Regions from separate parts of the Mus musculus genome. Here all the other regions are linked to region 3. A link is a loop called in an ENCODE intact Hi-C map of the cell type or tissue named here. Cell type or tissue: heart. All regions are shown on one strand.

Region 1 (5,000 bases), 68 kb after region 3:
CATCTTCAACCATACCCAGAAATAAGAGACAGTGAATTGGAAATGGGACAGGGCCATAGACCCTCAAAGCCCATCTGCACTGATGTGTTTCCTCCTCAAACATCTATAATCTCCTTAAACAGCATTAGTAACTGAGGAGTGGTTGAGGGCTCTAACAAGTGTACCTATATGGAACATTGCCTGTTCTAACCATCAAGGGTGGGACCACAACTTAAAGTCCTGGTTTTGTACTCTTAGGCAAATTTCTTTGCTTCTATGTTTCCAAATTTTCTTCAATATAAAGTCAACAGAAACAGTTACAGCATCTACCTCATATGGTTCTTAAGAGATTCAAAAAAATAAGCATTTTGAAGTACTCAAGACAGTGCCTGATGTGAAAAGTTCTCTAAAAGAGTTTGTTTAGTGTTTGTGACATTCAGGGAATTAGAATACTGCTGTTATCAAATGTTATTTCTTTGCTCACTAGAAAACTCGGCTATACAAATTCTATTCATTTTAAGAGACAAGATTAGATGAAGTCATCTGGGAGATTTTCAGTGTCTCCTCATTAGAATATCATAAATATTTTAATTAGAGCAAAAATTTGCTAGCTAAATATTTAATTTTTTAAAGCATGATTTACTGTATCAATCTTGTATCGAAGTACATTGAAGAATTACCTTCTAATTACTATATTTTGTTTGTGCTTTTCTGTGTATCTTGGTTGAAGAAAATACAAAAGTGTTGAGTCTAGTTTAACTTACTAATCCAACTTCTATACTTCTCTGAAATATCTTTAATAGAAAAATGCCCATGCCATTACATTTAATACTGGCTATGGAATTCTTACCCTCTAACTCTTGGTTCTAAGAACCAATGCTACAGATCGAGGATGATCTGTTTTTGTCTTACCCTATTTTGACATAAGAAGTGCATAAACTCCTTATGCCACCATTATCAGAAGACTGTTCTTAAATTCTGAAAAATATCCCTCTACTATCCCTAGACTTCCAGAAAGTGGAACTGTTACTATATACAGACGAGGGAATCAGTGAGTAGAAAAAAGGCTCTTCCAATGCAACTTTTTAACAATTGTGATAATATTGGGATCTTCTGTACCTGACTTACTAAGATGGTGTCTGTGTTATTAAGTGAATATCCATAACCACTCATTTTAGTAAATTAGGCCTTTCAGATTTATGAAGTAAAATTTTGGTCTTGTTTAATATTTTTAAATTTGAAATTTTCCTCATGAAAAAAATCATTAATGAAATTAGTAGACTCTTATTTATATGTTTAGAGTGAGCCTTTCTGAATTGAAATATTTAAAATGAGTATGTTAGGTATAGTATAGTAGGGTTTAGTTTTGTTTTGTAAGCCAATTTACAATTTTTAAAAGGGTTGGTTAAGTCTGTTTTTATTTGTCTGTAAAATTAGCACATACTATTTTATTATATTTACTGTTTTATATATGCTGCCATTGCCTTTCTGTTAATCTATGTTCAAGGTTAACTTATTTCCTATTGTGTTATAATATCAATTTATGTTGCAAACAAACATGTAATACAACTCATAGAATAGTGTGTCTTTTTATGTTTTCCATGTTTGTACTGTTCTTGTGATTACATTTTTGTTATTGTTCTTGTTATTATATTCTTGATCTGGCCTGTGTTATCTTAAATATGTTCCAACTTAGTCATCAGTTCTGAGGTAATAGTTTATATTTGGTCCCAGAGTTCAGTAAAGTCTCATTTCACATTATTTTGTGTTTTTTCAAATTTCTAGTTTAACTTTGAGTTATATATTTTTTTCAGACTCTTTAAATCCCTGCAAATGCTTGGTTAAGGATATTTCATTTGATTGCCTAAATTGTTTTGCAATAATTCTCCTCATCTGAAATGTTTTGCTCTTCACTTGGTATTTTTGATTACAGTAACTTATGTGAATGCAGAGTTTTTAGTTTCCTTTCATTTGAGTACCTAGTGCTTTCTAGGCTAGCTCTAAGTGGCAAAAAGGGAGGAATGAGCACAAACTACCTTTCTTAGCTTTCTGGCGCCCTCTTCTGTTTCTCTGCTGCTGCGCAGGTTTTGTATATTCTTTATCTGTGTGTGGTTTTGTTAATAACTTATTTGTTTGATTATTTATGTATGTGTTTATTCAAGGCAGAGTCTCATTGTACAACCTTCTGGCTGGCCTGCACTTTAACTCGTGGCCATCCTGCGTCAGCACCCACACTTAGTAGTGGATGCATTTCAGCATCCACAATCAAGGTAAACGAGTAGGAGGATAGGGGTCTGCGTATCTTGGTTTCAGTTTTCTTCATGTTTGTGGAAATTTTATTTCTGACATTTACATTTTCTCTCCCTGTTGCTTCCCCTAAACCTCCACAGTTCAAGTCCTCACGTTTTGCATAATAGGTACAGCTCCCATCTCCAAGGTCCGACCTTTATTTAGTTCATCATAGCCGGACCTCGTCTTCGGTGGGGCAGACTTATTCTCAGCACCTCTGCCAGCAGGGTAGCCCTCTTCTAGAGGAAGATGATTAAATCCCACTCTGTCACACTGATGTCGTTTTTACCGGCAGTCTGTATCTGGCTCCCGAGTCTGGGTATTTGCTTTCCTCGTTTCATGTGAACTGTTCCACAAGTCGGGCTAATCTACACAGGTTGTTGCCAGCTTTGTCCATCTTTAAATCCTCGTATGGCGTATTCAGATGTGTGAAGGCCCTTAAGGTGATCACATCACCCCGTAGAATATTAGTTTTACTTTCCGAGAACTTGTTATACAGGGCCTCCTCTCCTGAGCTGTGAGTCTTTGCCTTATAATTTCTGCATGTTAATCATAGAAATAATAAAGAGGAAGACAATATTTTTGTTTTGTATTTTTGATTTGTTTGTTTTGTTTTTTGAGACAGGTCTCCCTGTATAGTTCCAGCTGTCCTAGAACTCATCATGTAGACCAGGTTGGCCTGGAACTTAAGAGATCTGCCTGCCTCTGACTCCCAAGTGCTAGAATTAAAGGTGTGCCCCACTACATCTGGCCAAAATTTTGTTTTAAAACAAGCACAGTTTCCAGTCATAAAAACAAATCCTTTTTTTTTCCTTTGGAACAACCATCCATACAGATCCTTTGCATGGAACTTCCAGTTACTACGGGCAGAGCGAGAAGGAGATATAGCTCAGTGCTGCCCAGCCAAGGCAGTCTGAAGAGTTCAGAGACCTCAACCCGGGTGGAGCAGGGACTCTTGACTCTAATGGAGGAAGAAATTTCAGAATGCTTCAATATGAAGCAAAGTTGGAGTCTGTTCAGAAAAGATTTTTAACCCGTATTGAGGCACAGGAATCAGGAGGGGGAATTTGAGGAACAGTACAGTACCCCTAAAGACAAGTATAGACTTCTCAAGGGAATCATACATAAGTGTCTTAACAATAGACATATGTAGACTTTGGGCAATTTTTGTCTAAAGGGTTGTCAAAGAACTTCCCTCCCCTCCCACACTCCTTTCCTGTTGGGAGCCGCGCCCACATTCGCCGTTACAAGATGGCGCTGACAGCTGTGTTCTAAGTGGTAAACAAATAATCTGCGCATATGCCGAGGGTGGTTCTCTACTCCATGTGCTCTGCCTTCCCCGTGACGTCAACTCGGCCGATGGGCTGCAGCCAATCAGGGAGTGACACGTCCTAGGCGAAATATAACTCTCCTAAAAAAGGGACGGGGTTTCGTTTTCTCTCTCTCTTGCTTCTTGCACTCCTGCTCCTGAAGATGTAAGCAATAAAGCTTTGCCGCAGAAGATTCTGGTCTGTGGTGTTCTTCCTGGCCGGGCGTGAGAACGCGTCTAATAACACTTTCCCAGTTGGGATGAATGAGATCATATGGTGGGTGACTCCATAGGTCACAGAGTCTGAAACAATCTGTTCTATGCTAAAGAGTTAAGACATATCTTTAGACGAGAAATGAAGTTCATAACTTTATTTGTGTGATTCTCAGACGGTTGAAGGAGACAGAGGAGAAAGAATGAGGTTAGACTCGGAGCATATATATGTTTAGACCTCAAACATGCTTCATTGCTCTTTTAACATTTTATTGAAATATCTAGATTTGATTTTTATGATTTTACCATTAAATCAATTATTATTTGTACACACACACACGTCTGTGTGGGTGCATGATGTGTGTAAGTATGGGTCTGAACACACCACAGGGTGCATTGTGGAAGTCGGAAATTAACTTTGGGGAATTTGACTCTCCCCTTCCATGATGGGATCTCTAGATTCAGCTCATGTAATCAGAGTTGTGTCTCTCACCTCCCAGGTCTCTGGTGCATTCTGGGGGGTGGGGGTGGGGAAACATCCTATTTCCTGAGGTTGCCTGTATACATTCTTTCTGCTGGCTCTCAGGGCTTCAGTCCTTTTCCCTCACCCAATACCAGGTCAGGTTTCCATCTCTCCTCCATTCCCCATGCTCCAACCTGTTCACTTTCCCTCCCAGGTCCTTCCCTTCCTCCCCACTTGTGATTGCTTTCTTCTCTCTAACAAGTGGGACTGGGAGACAGAGGTGTCCTCACTTGGATTCTTCATCTTGCTGAGCTTTTTGAGTTCTGTGGACTGTATTTTGTGTATTCTGTACCATTATTATTATTAATCCACTTTAAAGAGAATTTTCCCCTGGCCAGAGATTGTCTTCACTTGGAATTTACATATGATGAATGGAATGATGTTGGCCCCCATAGGCTCACATGCTTGAGAATGTGCTCTCTAGTTGGTGGAAGTGTTGGGAAGGATCAGAAGGCGTGGTCTTGTTGGAGGAGGTGTGTCACCTTTGGTGGGCTTCAGGCTTCAAGAAATTTTCCTTTTCTGGTGTTTTTTTTTTTTCTTCCCTATTTTAGAATCAAGATGTGAGCTCTCTCTGTTCCCTTCAGCACACTTTTGCTCTGCTTTAATGGGCTCTGCCTGAAACTGTAACCCCAATTAAATGCTTTCTTTTGTAGGCTGCCTTGGCAACAGAAAAAGAAACTAAGGCTC
Region 2 (5,000 bases), 48 kb after region 3:
CAGGTTGGCACACCAAGTTGTGGAAGCAGTTGCAAGAACTATTATAGCCACAAAACAAAGACCATACATCAAATACATATACCACCTACGCTGATGAGGGCATTATGTACACAGCCTAGATAAAATTGGCTACATCTTGCCTGGCTTTCAGATGTTACAACATTATTTACTTTAAAATCGGTAAAGGGGGCAGGTGTTTGAGAGATGGTTCAGCAGTTATAAGAATGTACTGTTCTTTCAGAGGGCCTGAGTAGGTGGCTCTCAAGGGTGTGGTTTCCAGTTCCAGGGTTTGTGATGCCTGTGGCCTCTGCTGGAACCTGAGTGCTCATGCATATATCCACATACATGTAGTTAAATAAAATTTTAAGCAAAGCTTACAAGTTTCACCCAACCTCATGAGGTTAGACCAAAACCAGATTGAAGTTAATATTAAAAGAGCTACGCTTGAGGCAGTTTTGGCTTCCCATCTACAATAGTTTCTCCACAGCACGATGTTCTAGTCAGCCAAGGTTATCTTTAATAACACATAAGGCTCCTGATAGCCTCCACGGGCTCAGTTTTTGCTCAACTCCAAGTGGTAGATTGCTGATTCCAAAACACAGAAGCACACATACAGCCTACTTAATATCTAACGCTTAAGGGGAAGCAAGATTTCAGAAAAAGGGTGGCTGTTCAACAAGCCCTAGCTCCCAGGTCCTTGTGGTGACGCACAGAGGCAGGGAGGGACCCGGAGGATGTGTAGTGTGGGAGGGTTTGGGCTAACGGGGTGAGTCATTCCGGGCCACCTCGGCCTGGAGCCCTGCCCAACCGACCAGCCCGGGTCGTACCAGCGGGGCGGAGGCGGAGGCCGAGCGGCTGGGGAGCCCGTGCGCCCCGCGGTGTCGCGCGGAGCCTGCGACCATGGCTGGAAGCGAGCCCCGCGGAGCCGGCTCCCCGCCGCCCGCCAGCGACTGGGGCCGCCTGGAGGCAGCCATCCTGAGCGGCTGGAGGACCTTCTGGTATTCGGTGGCCAAGGAGCGGGCGACGCCGACGGCCTCCCGGAAGGAGGCGGCGGAGGAGACGAGCGCGCTGACGCGGCTGCCGGTGAGCCGAGGCCGCAGGCCGCGCACAGAGACCGCCGCAGGCCGGGGGCCTGGGCCGGCAGGGCAGCCACTTCCGGGTGTGTGCTCGCCTGGAAGTGAAGTGGCCAGGATTGCCTTGATGGTAACTCTTGGTATCCCCCTGCCAACCAAGGTCGCACTACAACACTCACTAATGACCAGCGAGATCACCCACAGGTTGTCAGTCATCCTATTTGGATGTCTGGAAATCTGATGAAGGAAGTGGGTTAGCTTGGAAGGCATTCCAGTGTCTTTCTTCTGCACATTTTAATCCCTAGTCAATGTATTCCAGTTAGGGGGGGGGGGGGGTCGCCTAGAGCAAGCAACTCTGACATATCCAAAGCAACAAAACTGCCACATAATTGAAACCAGTAAAGTTACAAGTACCTCAAGTTAGGTCAGGCTGCAAAGAGGATGCATGCAATTTAAAGTTTCAGAGAAAGATAAAATAAATAAATAAATAAATAAATAAATAAATAAATAAATAGATTATACATTGTTGATGACAATTCCTTTATCTCAGTTGGGTTATTAGTACATCCCACTGACATTCACTCTAAATGAAAGCCACAGGCTTAGGTTACCTCCAAGCTTCTCTCAGGTGTCCTCGGAACCTGATTAATACTCTATAGAGAGAAATTCAAATGACAGGTTCACATGCTTTCATTTGATCTAGTGATAAAATCAGAAAAACCGCCACTTTGTTTTTTTAGATTTATTTATTTATTTATTTTATGTATATGTGAGTACACTGTCACTGACACACCAGAAGAGGGCACTGGATCCAAATTACAGATGGTTGTGAGCCACCATGTGGTTGCTGGGAATAGAACTCAGGACCTCTGGAAGAGCAGCCAGTGCTCTTAACCTCTGAGCCATCTCTCCAGCTTGAAAAAAATCTCCACTTGACACTCATTTATTTTTGAAGAACAAATTAGTAACTGGTACATCAACATACTCATGGAAAGAAATGAAAGGAACTGGTTACTTTGCTTGAAAAATAGAAAGGCAGAGCTTGAGTTTGCAACATTTCAGGTGTGTTAGGGATGAAAATGTTTAGTTTTGAATTTTCTATTGGTGGAGGGATGTTAAGATAGACTTATGTATTTTAAAGAACCAGTCATTCAGGCGACCTTCAGTACAATGATTCTTTACTGATTAGGCCACCGCAAACAGTTGCCCCAGACAGATGACCTCTTTCTTTCATGCTGCTTGCCTCTCTTTCAGGTTGATGTGCAGTTGTATATCTTGTCGTTTCTTTCACCCCACGATCTGTGCCAGCTGGGAAGTACAGATCATTACTGGAACAAAACTATAAGAGACCCAATTCTCTGGAGATACTTTCTGTTGCGGGATCTCCCTTCTTGGTCTTCGGTTGATTGGAAGTCACTTCCAGATCTAGAGATCTTAAAAAAGCCAATATCTGAGGTCACCGACAGCACTTGTCTTGATTACATGGAGGTGTAAGTATCTATTTCTGAGAATTGACAAGAGATACTAAACTCTAAATAGTGCACATTAGTTCTGACCCTGACGTTAGCTTGCTGCATAGGATTTGTCTGAATGCCCCTTGTTAAAATTAGGCCTTGAGCTAATTGACTTTTTTTCATAGGTCCCTTAGAGCTTTAATCTTTTGTTATTTTCCTGTGGTGACTAACCAGTATTTGATTAATTATATCTGGTATGGTAGACAAGAAAAAAAATTTTCTTAAACTTCTCATAATATTTGTAGTACTTTCCATTATGTTAAATTGTATATGCATATTCATACTCAGAGGAAGAATTTCCAAAGATCAGGAAACAGTTCTTTTTGATGGGGAAGAAGACTGTTTTTAAGACTACATGAAATACTTTTTATTATTATTATTATTTAACTGCCTGAAAGCCTCCAAGTTTCTTGAGTATCATGTACATGAGAAAGTTGCTTTTATTGAGCAAATGCTGCATATTGGATTCTATGGGCGTCTGCTCTGGGTATGTCCTTTTCCAACCTAAAGACTTTATCTTTGTGTTAGGGATGTAGGGGGCCAGAGAAGTTACATGGTTTGCATATAATATAGGGTGTAAAGAATTGGTTAATATTATTGTGTACCCTCAGAATATGTCACTGTACATAGGTAAAACTTGCTTTATTGTGAACTCCACATTTAAATCATAATAAAGCAAATTCAAAGAATCTTTGTCCTTTGGCTCTAAGAATGGTTTTACTTTGATTCAGTAGCTACATATAGGATTTCCTCCTCTACTTTCTTGCTCAATCTCTCCATCCCAGACAATAGTTATCATGTCAGATAACAGGAGACGACTAGATCAAAATGTATATGATCTCTATAGATAATCTCAAATTCCACTGGCATTTCTCTTTAAAAATTACTCTTATTTTTTTTGTATGTACATGTGGGTGGGTACGCATATTACATGCTACAGATGGAGGTCAGAGGACAACCTTTTGGAGTCCAGTCTCTGCTCCCACCATGTGGGTCCCTGGGATTGAATTCCAGTCACCAGGCTTGGTAACAAGCCCTGGACCTGCTGGGCCATCATGGTTTCTGTCACGTGATTTTATTTTGCTAATTTTCAGCAAGGTCTAGTCGGGCCTCCCTGTGTTTTTATTTAGTGTTTTGAATCAACTCTTATGTGGAAACTACTAAAGGGGTGATTATGAAGCTTGATAGTGGCTTTAGTCATGTTTTTACATTTCTGAGATTTAACGCTAAGTATCTGCAGTATATCTTTATTATGGGGGCTCTCAATCTTAGCATTATTGACATTTTGGAACAGTTTTGGGGGACTGTCCTGGAAGTTGTAGGACATGTGCTAACATCTATGGTTCTACTGAGTCGCTGTTACTATCACAGCCTTCTCCTCCCCAATGTGAACATGAAATTGTTCAGATACTGCCACAGACTATAGGATAAAACCTTTCTCAGGAAGAGTTTCAACTATTCAAACAAACATTAGAACACGTCTTTTATGGAAGAAACTAAATTAAAGAAAGTAAATAATGTCTTCCTTAGGGAGGGTTCCGCAGTTTTATGACCACCCCCACTCTCTAGCATCTGTGTTTTTCCTTGTCACAGCAATCTACATACATGTTAAAATGGTATCTATCCTGTACTGAGAGGGTTGAAACTATAATCTTTACATTACTGTGTCTTACAGAGGACTCAGTAAATGATATATTCTCAAATGAACAGCAAGTTAAATGTTTTCTATTTTATTTTCTAATTGTGACAATTTTATGCAGTTATAAAATGTGCTGTCCATATACGCGAAGAGCCTTGAAAGCCAGCCGTCCTATGTATGGAGTGGTTACCTCTTTCTTACACTCACTGATCATTCAGAATGAACCCCGGTTTGCTATGTTTGGACCAGGTTTGGAAGAACTGAACACATCCTTGGTGTTGAGTTTGATGTCTTCTGAGGACCTTTGCCCAACTGCTGGTTTACCTCACAGACAGATTGATGGTAATTTTCATGTTAATATACAATACATAGTCATAATAGTACTTGGAGCTTGACATTAGTGTTAAACAGAGAGACATTTAAAAATTAAATTTTGTAATGAAATATAGAAATTGGTGAATGGGCCCCGGTCCTACTAAATGGGAAAAAAATTAGTATAAGAAGTACTTTTTTCTTAGTTTTTCAAGTTGTTATAATTTAGAATTTAATTATATGTTAAAAATAAATTTCAACAGAAATAAATTTCAAAATTTCTCATGTTTATCCTGAGAGAAATTTACCAAGAAAACCACTGAATATAGATTTGCAAATTAATTTTTATATATTGGGATTTTAAAAAAGGATCTATATCATTACCTCCCCTGTACAGAAAAAAAAAATCCATGAAACAGCATGTGGCCTCTTGGTGAGGTGGGAATGTATCGTTAACATAAG
Region 3 (5,000 bases):
GGTAGACTAGAGGTGAATAATTTAAACTTAGACAAACATGCACTGTCAAAAGAAAGTTTTTGACCTTGGCCCAAGGACATCCCTGTGTCCTGGTTTTTTGCATCTGCTCCATCACTTGCAGCAGGTTGGCTGGTGGTTAAGTGCATCCAAATTTGCATGCAATTACCCAAATGCCTCCTTTGAGGAATTTAACAACGCAATGACTCAGTTCTGAACCATTCCCTAGCACACGAGGGAGTCCTGTGATGACATCTTTAGATTCTCAACACTCAGAGATTGAAGGCAAGGAAATGAGCAACAGGGGAAGGAGTTCAAGAGCACACAGTGCAAGTAAATGCCCTGCGTGATGCACTCTTCTTAAGTTCAGGACTGCAATTTGAAACCTCTTCAAAGAAAACTTTGCAGGTTCGGGAAGAGGCTCCTGAGCAAACTGAACACTCCAAGGTGAATCCACCCTCCTCCCCACCCTCCTCCAGCACTCAGTTCCTTGGTCCCATACTCAAATCCAACCCGAATGTGTGCTTAGAGGCTAGACCCTCTACAATGTATAAGCAAAAATATCCACCACCAGCTAGTCTGCTAGGAGGGCGACTCAGGATACCATTCTGTGGGTCAAGGTGTTTGGGTTTTTTTGTTTTTGTTTTTGATTTTTGTTTTTTTACGGTCTTTGAACATTGCAAGTCTCTAACCCGGAGGGGACGGAGAGGAATTCAAAATAAAGGACCGAGGCGTTTGCAAACTGCAGCGGAGCGCCGCCAGCCCTCCTTCTGCTTCCAAACGCTTGGCAGGCTAAATCGCCCCGTGACAAGAGCTCCAGTCCGGGTTCCCCTTTCTACCGCCATATAGGGAAGGGGAGGATGGGGAGCGGCAGTCCGCCTCCGCAGCGCACAGCATCCGCCCACTTGGCGGTGAACTTGAGCCAGCAGCGGTTAACCCGGCCCGGGGTTCTGGGCCTCAGCCGGCGCCAGCAGCTCCCTCAGGTGGGGCGCAAGCCTCAGCGCGCCGCCCTTCTCCGCTCCTCTCCTCCAACCGGCCCTTACCTAGGGCGACGGCCCCGGGGACCCCCTTCCCAAGGGCGTCGGCCTGGAGCCTGGAGTCTGTAGGAGTGGCGGGAGATGGGGACGCGAGTCCCTGGACGCCGACAGTCTGTCTCTAAGGCGTTGCTGCGTGGCTTTGGTACACAGAGCCTCGACCGCTTCTCCACCGCTGCAAGCACAGCGGGGAAGTGGATGGAGAAGCAAAGACAGACAGACAGACAGACAGACAGACAAGCGGCGGCGGGGCTACCCTGAAACCCGAGCGTCTCCAAGCCCCCACCCCCAACCCCCGGGCACGGCGCTGCAGATGCCAGATCCCCGACCAGAGGCGGTGGAGATGGGCAGGGCAAAGAACGCGCGCGCCGCTCGCAGCTCGTCCGCGCGTGGCCTTCCTCTTGCCCCCCTGCACCTTCAATTTACCTTATGCAGGGCGCCCCGCGAGCTGCGGGCTGAGGCGCCGAGCCGAAGCCCAGAGGACAGGAGTTTGAGAGCCGCCATCTTCGGCCCCGGGTGCGGGAGACGGTGGCGCGCGCGGGAGTGCGTGCGAGTGCTGGTTGCCCGGGGCCGCGGCGGCGTCACCGGCTAAGAAGAGAGAAGGCAAGGCGAGCGGTAGGGCGGGCTGGAGGCTCGACCGCGCGTCAGTGACGTCCTCGGGACCTCAGAGCGGTGCCGCCCCTTGCTGCCTGCTGGCTTGTCAAGAAGCGAGACAGGGAGGGGCTCACGGCTAGGAATGGAAAGGCTGCACAGCTAGGACGAGCCCCGCGGGTTGTGCCGGGGCCGGAGGTGCTGGGCTCCAGCTCATCTGCGGGCACACCCGCAGCGGCGGGCGCTGCACTCAGGCTGGAGGGGGCGCTAGAGCCTGCCTTCCCCTCGCGCAAGGCTTGGCATCAACCAGGGTTTCGGGTTGCCAAGGGCCTGGAGGGTCTCTTACTGAACGTGTTACTTTTCCAAATCGCCCTCTGGAATGAGTACAGGTACAAAGGGTCACTGATAAAGATCTCCTTCCAGATCTAGACAGCTCACCTTTCCAACATTTCTCAACCCCAACACCCACAACTCTCTTCAAGTCTGGTTTTGCCCTTAGTTTCCTCTGAAACCCAGCAGCGTGCTGACTGACCCTCATGAGACATGACCTGCTTAACCGACAGAGGGACAAGATTAGAACTGGGCTGTTGTTCCCCATCATCCTACTCTGTGTTCCAGAATTTTCCTGGAACCGGAGTCCCAACAATTCCAGAAATTACAGAACAGGTATAAGCACAGAAGTGTCTGTCTCCTCTCCTCCTCGTCCTTGTCCATGTTGTATAATTCCCCTCACCTTGTAATGCTCTTCCTGTTGCAGTTTTGTATGAGAAAAGCCAGTCAAGGGACACAATGAACACAAAAATGCTCGGCACTAAATTTAGCTAATATTCGGTGGTGGGTTAACTTCATCGTTTTGGAGGTTTTCGTTTTGGAGTTTGTTTTTTGCTGTTTTGTTTGAGGAAGGATCTCTAGCTCTCTTAGGTCCCACTGAAACTCTATATATGGCTCAGGCTGACCTCCAACTTTTTTCTATTGCGGCAGCCTATCCCAGAGTATGTGCAATTGTGCCTGGCTCAAGCCTTATCTTTTGACTGGCACCCAACCGGCCTGAACCATTTCTTCAGGACGTTCTACACTCACCGCCGAGTTTAAAAGACCACTTGGAAGCCCGGGAAATCCTTTTATTGGATTAAAAGCCCATCGAGTCCTGGAAGAACAGTTTAAATTTGAAGTGATGCAAAACCCATGACAACAGTAAATGACTCTTTAACTTCCTTAAAAAGTATGCCGATACAATGAAGGATGAACAGTCCTGTTTAATTAAAACCTGTCTACTGGCCTGGGGAGATGGTAAAGACACTTGCCTCCAAGCTTAGTGACCTCAGTTTGATCCCTGGGACCCACATGGTAGCAGGGAAGAACCAACTCCAGCCAAGTCCTCCTCCGACCTCACATGCACTGCAGCGAGTGCATGCCTGTGTATGTGCGCCAAAACAAATGAATAAGGAATTTAAAAATCTGCACAGAAAAGCAACTACCTCAGTACTCCCTTAACTCAAAAATGTCTCCTGTAAAGATTACGGTTTTAACATGGAAATAAAATATCAAGTTAAACTATCATCTGATTGCATAGGAGAAGTGAACTCAGTAATCCTGGATATTTTGGGGGCGCATTTTAATAAGCTGTGAAGAGTTCGAATGTTTAAACCGAAGTCCCATGACTAGCCCTAACATGGCGGCTGTTGTGCTGCAGTTTTGAGAAGGAACAACAAAAGCTGGTACTACAGTTGTTCTTCCACTTTTTTCCTTCCAGGGCCACGTGAAAGGGAAAAAAAAAAAAAAAAGCACTGGCAACTTGTCTCGTAGTCATCTGACTCACTCTTCTTGGCTGGTCACATGTATTTCTCCTAAATGAAGACGGTGGATATTTTAAATTTATTATTCTGCAGAATTAAGGCTGCTAGGAAAAACAAAACCAAAACAAACAAAAAAGCAAAACCAGCCTCCGTACTGCACAGCCAGAAGGGAGAGGGGCTGCATTTTTTGATAAGCCCACGGCTTCATTTTACATCAGCTCAACAATGTGTAAGGCATCAATTCAACTTGAAAGAGTGTTTATTCTGTACCAATCTTTTTTCCTGATTCTACAAAAGCCATTTTAATTTATAACTTGCATATAAAAAGTCTGATTCTTTTAAATTTCTTATTAGTAGGACCATTTCCCTCTCCCATTATGTAGGCATGGGGATTGAGGACTGAATCTAAGGCCTCCTGCGTGGGCATTCCCAATGAGTATATCCCCTGTTCTGTTTTTAAGTTGCCCAGCTGAGCCTTAAATACACTCTGTAGTCCAGGCTGGACTGGAACTTCTCATCCTTCTGCCTCAGCCTCCCAAGTAGCTAGGATTATAGGCCTGCAATTGCAGGGCCACTTTCCTCAGTACTCTGAAAAGCAGTTTCTAACCAATATTCTACATTCATGAGATTTTCCTTGTAAAACCTTATACCACTTAACATTCACACTCTTAAAAAAAAAAAAACTGGCTAATGAAATTCAAAGACTTAAAAAAATTCCACACAGGTAATAAGGAAAGGGTTATGTTCTGAGGTTGTAGGTTGAGGTGTCCTTCACCAGGTAAATGTGACCTGTTAGATTGTAGTGGCAATGTTTCTGCTTGAGAGATTTCATTTTCATTCTCCTGAGATATTGTGCCATAGCTCATGCCTTTACTGAAGATAAGACACCCTTTCCTTTTGGTTAGCAGCATGTTCCTCCAGGATGAAAATCCAGGGCAGCTGAAGACTTGTTTTCAAATGTCGTCTAACCGGCTTAACTAGTGGTAGGAGTTTTATCTATGTGGTATGAGGCAGTTACAAAAATTCATAAATGCCTCATTCTATATAATGGTCCTTTAAGCAGTGTTTGAGATCTTTCAAACACTTGTCCTTCAGTAGGAAAACAAAACTTATCTCAAGGTTCTTATCAATTTGTAAAGCTAAAGTATTTTTTACTATGTAAATCATTGATTTGCCTATTTTATTAACTTAATATTTTCAAATTCCTTTGAAGCAATGATGTTTACTCAATTTTGTTTAAGTAATACATTAAAATGAATCAGATTGTTCCTGTTATATTTTTTATAGGAGAAAATGAAAATATATGAGTTACACAGTCAAAAAATGAAAATGAGAGTCATGTTACGGTGCTAAGAAAACTTCAGGAGAAAAACACAGCCATCTAAGTGTGCTCAGCTTCAGCATAGGACACCTGCTTTGGATTCTCAGCCTCTCCAATGTCAGGGAGAGACTGCCATAATTGACTTTGTTCCCCCTGAAACTGTGAGCCCAAAAATGAGTCCTTTCTTCTATAAACTGGTTTTGATCATTGTGTTTTATCACAGCAACCGTTAAATACAGAAGTTGGTGCTAGAGTGGGCTG
Region 4 (5,000 bases), 590 kb after region 3:
TGTGTGTGTGTGTGTGTGTGTGTGTGTGTGTGTGTATGTGTGTGTCTGTCTGTCTGTCTTGTGTCTTTGTGTGTTTCTGTTTCTGTATGTGTCTGTGTGTGTCCATCTGCGTGTATCAGTGTGAATGAATGTGTGCATCTGTGTATGCACATGTCTATGTCTGTGTGTGCCTGTGTGTCTGATGTGTGTGTGTGTCCGTCTGTCTGGTTTGTGTGTGTGTATGTGCATGTTCATGTGTATGCACTCATGCACACATGAAAAACTCCAAACACAAGCAAAAGGGCTCCTTTGATAAAAAGCTTTTTCCATCCTCCTCCTGGTGCTGAGCTCCTTCAGTCATCCAGGGCTTCACTAGAGATGGAAACCCACTAGCTATGAGACTCACTTCCCCACTTAATTTATGATTTGTCTCCCTCAGTACTTAACCTTGACAGCCTCTGTCATCAAATACCAATCAATGTTAATCCATTTTGACATCCTCGCCTTTCCACCTGCTGCCCTCTAGTGGAAGTGCTGACAAGTAGCAAAATAGTAACCAACCAAGAACTGACTAATGCACACAGGTCACCACATGCCCGCACTGGATATCACTGACCATAACTATGCCAGGAATTATCAGGACCACCTCAAGCTGTTTAGACTTCATTGGCACACAATAGACTGGCACCTATACATGAGCTTCTTTTCAGGCTTCTACCACAAGATTACACTCTCTATTCTCCCTCTTCCTCCTCTCTACCATCCTCCTCTTTTTCTAACATAAATCCCAAATTCCACTCTCTCAAAAAATAAAATAGTTCTTCATCTACCTCCTCATCATTTGGATTTTGGAAAAATTTAAAAGTTGCAGGGTTTCTTTCCTTCCAGGCACCAAGTAACAAGGTGAAAGGGTATTGATTGGGTATTATCATTGTGAAGTGATGTCATCCTAGGTCCTTTGAGATCCTGGGGTGGTCCTGTCTCATCCAAGAAGCAGTAAAATTAAAAAGCCTTTAAAGGTCATGGAATATCACACAGCTAGTGGAACAGCTAGTCCCGCAATGCAACCTGGGTAGATTAAGGCTCTCCTGTATTTCTTTAAGGTTCTCATTGTCTGGTCTTCTATTTAGTAATATGAAAATAACTTCTATGGGAAATGATGTTCGATCCAACTTAATGGTACTTACTGTATTTGTGGCAAAACCATTCAGCATTCATGTTGTTAGTGTTTAACAATTACCCTGTCTCTCTACAAACCCCAGTCCTCATTTTTTAAAATTAGGTATTTTCCTCGTTTACATTTTCAATGCTATCCCAAAAGTCCCCCAGACCCATACCCCCACCCCCTACCCACCCCCTACCCACCCCCCCACCCCCTACCCACCCCCCCACCCCCTACCCACCCACTCCCCCTTTTTGGCCCTGGCGTTCCCCTGTGCTGGGGCATATAAAGTTTGCAAGTCCAATGGGCCGGATCCAGAGTTGCTTAGCAGAGGAGCTAAGTTGAGGTAGGTAACTTTGGATGGATGATAAAGATTGTAAAAACTACACAGCTGATGCAGTTGATCCTAGATTTCATGAGGCAGCTGCTGTCTTCTACCAGCTTTGGGGAAAACTAGTTATTTATTTGATAACCAGCAGAGCAGAACCTTAACTCGAGCACCAATATAAATGCCTACCCCTCTCCTACCCCCAAATCACATATGATCACCAACAACTTTAAGCTTACCCTTTTTAGTGTGTGATGGTTTTTCATATTCTTCTTTTGTTAGCTTATTTTAGTAATTTTCCTTAAGGCACACACTAGTGTGAGGTTTCTATTGGCCAATTTTTCTTGAATAACAGCTATGCAGCATTATTCTTAGTAGCATACTCTCATACAACATCTTCAACCTCTTCTTAATATCTTTTAGATTTATTGATTTTATTTTATAAATCTTTTGCCTGTTCACGTGTATGTGAGTGCATGCATGTGTGGTGTCAGTGGAGGTCAGAAGAGGGTGTCAGGTTTGCAACTGGAGTTTCGGATGATTGTGCGTCAGAGTGTAGGTGCTGGGAACTGAACCCAGGTACTCCGCAAATGTAACAAGTGCTCTCACCTGCTGAGCTGACTCTCCAGCCCCAAGCTCCTCGACTTTCTAACTATACTACAGGGAGGGGTGTACCTCTGTCATGACACTTCTCAATGGAGACTGAAGGATTTCTTTTCAAATTTGGATTGGCTCTGTCTCCCTACATGGCTGGTAAAGTAAGAAAAGAAAACTATCTTGAAGTTGGATTTCTCATCACTTCTAAGCTTTGGTTTTTTCTTTGTTTGTTTGTTTGTTTGTTTTCAAGACAGGGTTTCTCTATATAGCCCTGGCTGTCCTGGAACTCACTTTGTAGACCAGGCTGGCCTTGAACTCAGAAATCCACCTTCCTCTGCCTCCCAAGTGCTGGGATTAAAGGTGTGCACCACCACGCCCAGCTACTTCTAAACTTTGTTATCTGCTAGGTAAATAAATTTCCAGGCTTCCAGGGCAACTGTTAAACCCCTGTTAGTTTACACGTGTGAATCTACAGACCAGACTCATCCAAAGCCTGCAAAAGCCCTTCCTACTCCACACGATCTGTGTTTTGTGCAACAGTTGAGGTTCCAGAAGAATTAATAAATCAAGAATTAATGAATCTGCTTTCCTGCTGTCCTGCCCACTGGTGCTTTTCTTGCCTCCTGGCTCTCAGCTCCAAGGATTCCTTCTATCCCCTCCTCAATTTTTCTCCTTTAGTTTTCTAACTCATAAACAGTCTGTCAACAATGCTAAGATGCCACCACAACTAAAAGGATTCACAATTAAGCCTGTTATTGAATAAATAGGCCCATATAAATGCTGGGGTTGTATCTTATTTTTACATGTATTTGAGTTTGAACGTTCTAATGGCTGGCAGCTGAGATTCAGGAGCCTGTTTCAGGGTTGGAGAGATGGCTCAGTGGTTAAGAGTACTGAGTGTTCTTCCTAAGGTCCTGGGTTCAATTCCCAGCAACCACATGGTAGCTCACAATCATCTGTAATGGGATCTGATGCCCTCTTCTGGAGTGTCTGTAGATAGCAACAGTGTACTCACATATATAAAATAAATAAATAAATAAATCAGGTACCTGCTACATATCCTTTCAATCTCTTCCTATAGCAAGCACTGAAGGTTTCATAAGGTGTAAAAAGAATTGCTATCTATTTTCTGACGTTGTTTTTAGTCTGTTTCTGTTTCCATAGTTTCTTTGCTTTTAAATTATACTTAAATAGTATGTACTATTCCCCTGCTTATGAACCCTTTTGAAGTTTGGAGATGTCAAAGAATATATGTATCTTTATGTTTTGAAAATGAAATTCTGAATAAATACCAAAAAGTGTATTTTATTTGAAGAAACCTAAAAAGAAAAAAAAAAAGGTGGAGGTAAACTCATAGGTCTGAGAGAGACATTTTCTAATGTACTATCAGTGATGCTAACCTAATGAGAGTCACAGGTGGTTATATAGTATGCAGGCAGTACAGCTGATAGTGGTCAGGACATAGGCTGGATTCCATGCTGACCCTGCTGACCTCACAGAAGTGACTTCATTGTTCTATGCCTCTGTTTCCTCATTTATAAAAGGGGATAATTAGATACTTAACACAAAGGGTTATTGAGAGGATTGAGACATATAAAGAACATTCAAAAAGCCTGTATAAACGTAAGCTGTTATCACGTGTAGAAGAAGAAAACAGAAGTCAGAGTTTTTAGGCACCTTGGAACATGGTTTCATTCTCTTTCCTCCTCCTTAGCCTTCTCTGACTATGTTGGCCCTTACAGCACACTCCTGTGTCCTAGGTCACTCTCCAAACTTTCAAAGAGTCCATGAAAGTATTTAGAAGGAAAGGGTACATATGTGTCAGGGTTTGTGATGGTTAATAATACTTTCCAACTAAAGTATCCATGTCCAATGATAATGGGCTTTAGGGCAAGAGAAAGCACCTTTTTTCTAACACTATATTTAAATGAGTGATTTTTTTTTGTTTTAAAGTTAGAAATGTACCCTACATAATTAATAGCTGTTAAGTGCTGAGAGCAGAAGAATCGGTCTTCTCTACAGACAAGTCCCCAATAGGTTGCCCAACCCCAAGCAGTCATCCCTAGACACATGTATACATGAACAAAAATACATTAACCCAGCATGTTATTTACATATGTATGTGTGTCTGATTATGACAATAATAATTAAAGGCTAAGAGGCCATGAATTTGAGGAGTTGGGAGAAAGTGGGGAGACTTGGAGGAAGGAAGGGCAGAAATTATGTGACTACAGTAATGGTATAAGAAATTCTCAAAATATAAATGTAAAGATTTTTTAATTAAAAGAGAAATTGACCCTATAATTGAAAAAAAGAACCACTGGGCTTGGGTAGAAAGGACAAACACTCTGGAGATTTCATACCTGCTCTTAGGCAAGAGGTTACACTTGAACAACACTTGTCTTCATCCGTTTAGGGGCACAGTGCCCTCATTTTGCAGAGGTAATGCCCATGAAAAGCAACAGGAAGCAGAGTTATCCTTCAAGAAAGCAGTGCGTTTGGAATATCTTTCCAGACTCTCTACTCTTTACCATTCCTCCCCCAGGGCCCCACTGACCTCAAAGGTCCCCTCTTGCCAGGTCATAGAGGACATCTGAACTAGAGGACTGGATCTCCAGCCAAAGCTAGTAAAGGTGAAGAATGCTTGGCTAAAAAAAGCCCAAACACGTGGCACTGAGCATAGCAGAGGCAGCTTTTGTTTTTGCTTGTTTGGTTAGTTGATTTTTAGAGAAATGGTATACATAACATGGTAGTTTTAAGGGTCAAAATATGGAATTGTCACATACATGAGATCAGTCATTCCTAAACACTGAGCCCAAGAGTCCTATACACCAAAAAGAGGGTGTGTAACCTTGTCTTAATTTTTCCTTATTGAGTTTTTAAGCGTATGAGTATCTTTTAAACAAAGAATCACCTTTGTTTAAAATACAGTAG

Evidence for each region. A loop is a pair of places that touch in the nucleus more often than their neighbours do. Peaks named below come from ENCODE experiments on the same cell type or tissue, not always from the same donor. Only the 100,000 strongest peaks of a DNase experiment are listed, where the experiment ranks them.
Region 1: it touches region 3 in a loop (3-fold over the local background); 10 of 42 quality-filtered maps call a loop at or near these places.
Region 2: it touches region 3 in a loop (2.4-fold over the local background); 8 of 42 quality-filtered maps call a loop at or near these places.
Region 4: a loop joins it to region 3, with 2.5 times the contacts of the local background. A loop is called at or near these places in 2 of 42 quality-filtered maps.

The regions. Positions count from the first base shown.
Region 1 is chr15:3,955,216-3,960,215 of GRCm38, reverse strand. No RefSeq gene overlaps it. Among named protein-coding and RNA genes, the nearest start is that of Fbxo4, 22 kb to the left of the region's middle. In heart, a CTCF peak has its summit at 2,042 (motif pointing left); no DNase peak of the experiment used is centred here.
Region 2 is chr15:3,975,325-3,980,324 of GRCm38, reverse strand. Fbxo4 (F-box protein 4) reads left to right here and starts at 752. Exons shown (of 7, transcript NM_134099.2): 1 at 752-1,083; 2 at 2,328-2,563; 3 at 4,348-4,568. The coding sequence starts at 901. In heart, CTCF peaks have their summits at 981 and 1,877 (motif pointing right); a DNase peak (open chromatin) is centred at 774; H3K4me3 peaks cover 1,242 bases; H3K27ac peaks cover 1,485 bases.
Region 3 is chr15:4,023,307-4,028,306 of GRCm38, reverse strand. Oxct1 (3-oxoacid CoA transferase 1) reads right to left here and starts at 1,879. Exons shown (of 17, transcript NM_024188.6): 1 at 1,458-1,879. The coding sequence starts at 1,535. BC037032 (cDNA Sequence BC037032) reads left to right here and starts at 901. Exons shown (of 2, transcript NR_028266.1): 1 at 901-2,288; 2 at 4,963-5,000. In heart, CTCF peaks have their summits at 866 and 1,880 (motif pointing right); DNase peaks (open chromatin) are centred at 876, 1,746 and 2,616; H3K4me3 peaks cover 2,702 bases; H3K27ac peaks cover 2,454 bases.
Region 4 is chr15:3,437,241-3,442,240 of GRCm38, reverse strand. All of the region lies in intron 2 of Ghr (growth hormone receptor), which reads left to right. Among named protein-coding and RNA genes, the nearest start is that of Ccdc152, 140 kb to the right of the region's middle. In heart, CTCF peaks have their summits at 506 (motif pointing left) and 3,037 (motif pointing left); a DNase peak (open chromatin) is centred at 4,710.